Regions from separate parts of the Homo sapiens genome. Here region 2 is linked to region 1. A link is a contact called in ENCODE Hi-C data. All regions are on one chromosome and are shown on one strand. Each heading gives the region's core, a stretch centred on a gene start or an enhancer-like site at or near the end of the contact. The rest is flanking DNA. Distances are from core to core; before and after follow the strand shown.

What was found. Hi-C counts contacts between places; a loop is a spot of excess contacts on that map. Pooled maps may share reads with other maps.
Region 2: a loop to region 1 is called in a map of CD8-positive, alpha-beta T cell, with 13 times the contacts of the local background. The contact joins the promoter of PDCD2 here to the enhancer-like site in region 1. A Hi-C loop is called at or near these places in 1 of 168 maps with a recorded cell type or tissue (CD8-positive, alpha-beta T cell) and 1 of 50 pooled maps.

Annotation. Positions count from the first base shown.
Region 1 is chr6:170,457,924-170,461,456 of GRCh38, forward strand. It overlaps LOC124901235, which reads right to left. Exons shown (of 3, transcript XM_047419615.1): 3 at 1,408-3,533. Among named protein-coding and RNA genes, the nearest start is that of PSMB1, 94 kb to the right of the region's middle. Within about 2 kb of position 1,713, at least 3 of the 41 ENCODE cell types and tissues checked have a DNase peak (open chromatin) inside an H3K27ac peak, as active enhancers do; they include CD8-positive, alpha-beta T cell, where a contact is called at or near this core.
Region 2 is chr6:170,582,758-170,586,290 of GRCh38, forward strand. PDCD2 (programmed cell death 2) reads right to left here and starts at 1,880. Exons shown (of 6, transcript NM_002598.4): 1 at 1,542-1,880; 2 at 748-990; 3 at 300-431. The coding sequence starts at 1,824. RefSeq lists a silencer at 1,610-1,849.

The DNA.
Region 1 (3,533 bases), core at 463-2,962:
ATCCCATAGGAGGAGTCCCTATCCCATAGGAGTCCCTATCCCACAGGAGGAGTCCCTATCCCACAGGAGGAGCCCCTATCCCACAGGAGGAGCCCCTATCCCACAGGAGGAGCCCCTATCACACAGGAGGAGCCCCTATCCCACAGGAGGACTCCCTATCCCACAGGAGGAGCCCCTATCCCACAGGAGGAGCCCCTATCCCACAGGAGGAGTCCCTATCCCACAGGAGGAGTCCCTATCCCACAGGAGGAGCCCCTATCCCACAGGAGGAGTCCCTATCCCACAGGAGGAGCCACTATCCCATAGGAGGAGTCCCTATCCCATAGGAGTCCCTATCCCACAGGAGGAGCCCCTATCCCACAGGAGGAGCCCCTATCCCACAGGAGGACTCCCTATCCCACAGGAGGAGCCCCTATCCCACAGGAGGAGCCCCTATCCCACAGGAGGAGCCCCTATCCCACAGGAGGAATCCCTATCCCACAGGAGGAGCCCCTATCCCACAGGAGGAGCCCCTATCCCGTAAGAGGAGCTCATATCCCGCAGGAGGAGCCCCTATCCCGTAAGAGGAGCTCATATCCCGCAGGAGGAGCCCCTATCCCGCAGGAGGAGTCCCTATCCCGCAGGAGGAGTCCCTATCCCGCAGGAGGAGCCCCTATCCCGCAGGAGGAGCCCCTATCCCACAGGAGGAGCCCCTATCCCACAGGAGGAATCCCTATCCCACAGGAGGAGCCCCTATCCCACAGGAGGAGTCCCTATCCCACAGGAGGAGCCCCTATCCCACAGGAGGAATCCCTATCCCACAGGAGGAGTCCCTATCCCACAGGAGGAGCCCCTATCCCACAGGAGGAATCCCTATCCCACAGGAGGAGCCCCTATCCCACAGGAGGAGCCCCTATCCCACAGGAGGAGCCCCTATCCCACAGGAGGAGCCCCTATCCCACAGGAGGAGCCCCTATCCCACAGGAGGAGTCCTTATCCCGTAAGAGGAGCTCATATCCTGCAGGAGGAGTCCCTATGCCACAGGAGGAGCCCCTATCCCACAGGAGGAGTCCCTATCCCACAGGAGGAGCCCCTATCCCACAGGAGGAGCCCCTATCCCACAGGAGGAATCCCTATCCCACAGGAGGAGCCCCTATCCCACAGGAGGAGTCCCTATCCCGTAAGAGGAGCCCCTATCCCACAGGAGGAGTCCCTATCCCACAGGAGGAGCCACTATCCCATAGGAGGAGTCCCTATCCCATAGGAGTCCCTATCCCACAGGAGGAGCCCCTATCCCACAGGAGGAGCCCCTATCCCACAGGAGGAGTCCCTATCCCGTAAGAGGAGCTCATATCCTGCAGGAGGAGTCCCTATCCCACAGGAGGAGTCCCTATCCCACAGGAGGAGCCACTATCCCATAGGAGGAGTCCCTATCCCATAGGAGTCCCTATCCCACAGGAGGAGCCCCTATCCCACAGGAGGAGCCCCTATCCCACAGGAGGAGTCCCTATCCCGTAAGAGGAGCTCATATCCTGCAGGAGGAGTCCCTATGCCACAGGAGGAGCCCCTATCCCACAGGAGGAGTCCCTATCCCACAGGAGGAGCCCCTATCCCACAGGAGGAGCCCCTATCCTGGGTGGCCGGGGACACAAGGTTGTGAAGGGGACAGAGCGATGAGTGGGAATGCCCACACTGGGGGTCGGGGTGGCTGGGGACACAAGAGAGGATGTGAGTCAGACCCGAAAGTGAAAGTCCTGCTGGCTCAGCCGCATGCTGGACCTCACAGTAAGCAAGTGCTGCCACAGGAGTCTTTATGTACAAGAGTGACAATATCAGAGTTTTCTTGCAGGATGACCATCTCAGCGGTGCCTGGTGGAGCAAATGAGGTGACAGTTGAAGGTGGTGGGGACTCTGTGAACAGCAAATGCAGGAAAGGGAAGCCAAGAAACACTTCATTTAAAGCTTGAAATAGGAGTTGCCAGAGGCGTTAGCCCAGGTCCCTCAGCAGGAAACAGGACCTTGGGGTGTCTAACCCCCAACCCTGTGCCCCAGGGTTATGGGGTCTATGAGTTCTGCAAGGGTTCCCAAAAATACATAAGAACTGGAGCAAAGATTCTTTTCTCCAAAATATGAAAGTAAAAAATCCGATTGATATTTGAATGCTTACAAACAAAATTTCCCATCTATGAGCACAATGCATATGAGCACAGTGCACCTCAACCCTCACATACTTCCTATCAATTCTACTTCGTGTGGGCTACTGAGGCAGTTTCACACGTTTGGTGGGATTTGCATGGAGCCTCCAGATGTCGGAGGTCTTGAAGCCTGAGACGCAGAGAGAGAAAAAGGAGAAAGGGAGTGAGAGAGAAGCAGTGAGTGACCACAGAGGAGCGCTGAGACTTCCTCCTCCTAATACCCCACTTTTTCCAACTCGAGTGTCAAGGACTTTGCATGCACTGGGGCCTGGGAAAGCCACAGTTCAGTGGTCCTACTGTGGTTTTTAGGGCCACAAAGAACCTTTCACTTTGCCCTCAAACCAAATTGGTACCCTCCTATTGCTGAAGACAGCTTCCTTTGTTTTCCATTTCAGCAGAAACAAGTGAGGTAGCAGAGAAGCACTGAGGACCCCAAAAAGCCCCCTAGGGTTCGGATCTCGCCCAAGAGAGGCATCATGACTGCAGGTTTGGGCACGGGGGTGGGAAATGGAGGCCTCCACTCATCCTTAACACACAGGGACCTGTGTGGCTGGCGTTCATTGTGCTAAGCGTCTTAGAAAAATAGCTATTAAATATATAAACTGTTAAATGTGTATGAATCCCTTGTACCTAATGGCAAAGATGAGACACTCACATGGCATGCATTCAGACCGAAGGGGCTGCTCCTGAGTGCTCTGACCACAAAACACAGGGGCCGGGGGCCTGCACATCAGAGGCCTGGAGATGAGGCGCCCTGAGGCACTAACTAAATGTTTGGGTATGCCTAGGAGGTCAAGAATAACTAAGCTCGTGCGTAGCCTAAGAAATGCTGAATAATTTTCTAAGAAAAATGATGGCAGATACAACATTCATAATATCTGGCACATAGAGGGTACACAAATATTTGTTGCATATTTGAATGAATAGCAGAGCATTTGCATTTTTGTGTAATTTTTATCATCGTATAATCAAAATCCAAAATTCATAGCAACATCCACCAGGCAAAGAGCTCAATGGGCTTCCCTCTCCACACCTGCTCCCGTTAGCCCCCAGCATCAAGTGGTTTGTGGCCAGCACCCTCTCCCTCCCCTGGTGATGACCAGAAGACAGAAAAAGATGCAGGAAGGGGCTTCTCAGCATGCTCCTGTCCACCCACAAATAGGCCAAAGGGCCCCTCCTCACCCCCTGACCCCATGCCCCTCACGCCTTCAAGGTGGCGCTGGGGGAACTGCGCTGGGGGAGCTCCGCTCAGAGACGCTGAGACCCCTTCGCAGTGGAGTTACGCTCACTCACTTCTGCAGCTGCCGAGGGGATGCCCCTCTCAGGAGCCATGTGTCAGGGTGCCCTTCCCTTCACTTT
Region 2 (3,533 bases), core at 630-3,129, 130 kb after region 1:
CCCGAGAAACCGATCTGCGACCCAGAGGAACTTACCAAGCCTCCAGCATCTTGTGCAGCCCTACTCATGGGACCATCTGGATACCCACCCTTGTCTTTACAGGGAGCAGAACACACCTCTTATGTGTCAGAAAACAAAGTCCAGGAAGTATATTTTTACCTGAGGCAATATCTGAAAATTGTATGCTACAGCCTCCAAAGTGAGTCTTCCTCTCAGTACCTCTCTTCTAGGCACATGGAGCCCTTTCTTCCAAGTATTATGTTTAACCACTTAATGAATGAAGTCCTGAAACTGCTTACCCATGCTCCCTATAATCTCTGAGTAATCTTCCTTTTCCACAACCTCAGGCATAATCTCATCTTCTGTTTCTATTACAATTTCAAATTCTGGAAAAAGGAAGTTGTGGTCTGGAATTATATGGTCCAGATGATCTGAAACAAAAAGGACAGCACTATTAGTAATCATTTAGTTTTGAAGACAGTCTAATAATTTGCTGTCTCTAAAGTACTATATTCCCTATAGTTCTGGCATTTTAGATAAAGGGTCATAAATTAAATGCCTATATGGTGACATTATTCAGTGATTCAGACTTCACAGCCTTTTTTTTTTTTTTACAAAGGTGTTCCAGGCATGAAAAATTTTAAAGTACTATACCTTTCCTAATTTTACCTTTAAAGTTGTCCTGGAAATATCTGGGTTGACAAAGGCGATGAAACTGAACTGAGACTTAAAAAAAAGATTACCCACCTGGTTGTGCACAAGCCTGCTTATGTCCCAATCTCCAGTCTAGGGTCTGATGCTCCTTGCTGCAGTAATATGCTTTGTGGCATCTGGAGCACGTTTTGGGGCCTAAACAGCCACAAACCCTGCAGAGATGAGCACCAGACTTAAGCTGGAGACACACTGATTCTCCTGTTTCTGGGGGAGGATTCTCAGAAGGTGGCTCATATGAGTAAAAATCGTTTTTCCTGGGTAGTTGATTCCTAAAAACTAAAAAAGAATACAGAGAAAAGTTTTATCTTCAAACAAAACAGCAATTCACATATTTTATCCTCTGCACGTAAAACTGAAAATAACAACAACAAAAAAGAAATGAAAGTTTTTGCTTTCAGGAATAAGCTTTTAAAATCCAGAAACTAGATTTCGTCCGGTACACGCAACTGAGTTGCCTCCTAGAGGTGGTTTGAGTTAATCAAATTAATAAGACTGATCGTTAAGAACGACTGCCAAAAATACGAAAAAGCTACTGGGATCCATCTTTCCAAGACAATTTCTATTATCTGAATTAACACCATACCTGGTACCCACTGATTAAAAGCTGGGGGTTACCAATGCGCGTGGGCACAGTTAGAAGCTTATGTAGCAAAAATGAGCACATCCTGGAAGGGCCCGGGAGAAGGTGCTCCTGGGGCAGCGCGGAGAGGGAGCTCTGAGGCTGGGGCGGCAGCGGTGCTTGCCGCCGTCCCCCTGGTCGCTCCCGGAATTAACGCCGCGCACGCGTCGGAGGCATGGCCCCGTCCCGACCCCGTTTGGCGGCTCACCTCGCAGGCCGGCACAGCACGGCTGCTCGCGGCAGCAGAAGAGGAAGATGCAGCGGTGGAAGGCGTCCGGGCGGCCAGGCAGCGGCGCATACACCTGCAGCAGGAAGGAGAGCGGGCGGCCGCACAGCTCGCAGGCCAGGGCCTGGGGCCCCGGCAGCCCGGCCGCGCCCAGCCATGCCGGCCGCCCGCCCACCTTGCTGGGGAACTGCTCGCTGCGCAGTCGCCACGCCGGCGCCGACTCGGCGAAGCCCAGCTCCACAGGCCTGGCCCCGGCGGCAGCCATGCGGGGCGCGGGCTGGCGTGGGGCGCAGCCCACAGCTGGGTCGGAAGGCGGAAATCGGGCGCCGGGCCGGAAGGCAAGAGGCGGGCACCTTTCCGGAGGACAGGAGGCGGAAACGCGTCTGACGGGAGCGGTTGCAGGACCAATGCGAGGGAACGGGGCAGAGGAAACCTCTCGGCATCAGCCCCGCCCCTGGCGCCTCTGCCTCCGAGCCGCTTTCCTGGTGCCTCCGGGTGCTCTGGGATGGTTCTGGTCTTTGGGAGAGTGGCAGCTGGTGACGGCGCTCCGCTCACCTCTGCACATGTCTTGCTGTGGGCCTGCGGGTGGCCGCCAGGGAGGCAGAGCCCTCCCGCAAACCTTCCCTGCTGGTGTCCACCTCAGGGTGTGGGAAACCTGTGCGCTGGCCGAGTGCTAACCAAGAGTAGGCAGTGAAAGACAAATGAAGGTTGAACAGGTAAAGTGAGGACCCTACAGCGGAAACCAAGAATCCTGTGTGCCTGAGAGTAATGAAGAAGCCTCTGCAGAAGAGTCTTTTCTGTCAGTCTTAAGGTCTCTGTTTTAATGTTAGTGCTGGCTTGCTGTACCTGAATTCCAAGGGAGGAGTGTATAATGAGGCATGGCCAACCCCCACTTCCCATCATTGCCTGAACTAGTTTTTCAGGTTAACTTCAGAATGCCCTTGGGCAAGCAGAGGGTCCATCAGTCGGTTGGAGGGTTTAGAATTTTACTGTTGGTTTGCAAAGGTCTGAAAGAAACATGTACCACCTGTTCTCTTTAAGGAGTTCTACTTAGGAGGTTTCATTTACATAACAAGACCGTGGTTGTCAGCCAGGTCTCCACCCGCATAACCTGTTATGCCACAATCCAAACCCCCATTCTGTAACCTCAAGATGGTATATAAGTTTCTGAACCCCATTTGGGGCTTCAGCAAAATCACTCTGGTTCTCCCCCATGTGCATGTTAATAAATTTGTATGCCCTTTCTCCAATTAATGTGCCTTTTGTCAGTTGACTTTTCAGTGAACCTTCAGAGGACAAAAAGGAAGCTTTCCCTTGGCTACTACAGTGGCTTTAATGGAAGTAAAGTCATCAACAACATTTATTTTTGACAAAATCACAGTTTAGTTGGCAGTATATTTGTTTGTTTTTGTTTTATTTGAGATGGAGTCTCGCTCTGTCGCCCAGGCTGGAGAGCAATGGTGCGATCTCGGCTCACTGCAACCTCCGCCTCCCGAGTTCAAGCATTCTCCTGCCTCAGCCTCCCGAGCAGCTGGGTAGCAGTATATTTGTAATGGTACATAAAATAATGTCTGTTTTTAAATAAACATTTACATTGTAAACCAAAAGTTAACTCTCCATCAATTTTTTTTTTTCTTTTTTGAGATGGCATCTTGCTCTGTCACCCAGGCTGGAGGAGTGCAGTGGCATGATCTCGGCTCACTGCAACCTTCGCCTCCCAGGCAAGCGATCCTCTTGCCTCAGCCTCCTGAGCAGCTGGAATTATAGGTGTGTGCCAATACAACCAGCTAATTTTCGTATCTTTGGTAGAGACAGAGTTTCACCATGTTGGCCAGGCTTGTCTCGAATTCCTGACCTCAGTTGATCTGTCCGTCTCAGCTTCCCAAAGTGCTGGGATTACAGGCATGAGCCACCACATCCGGCATCCATCAATTTAGAAAGTTTATTTCACCAAGATTAAGGTTGCACCCGTGA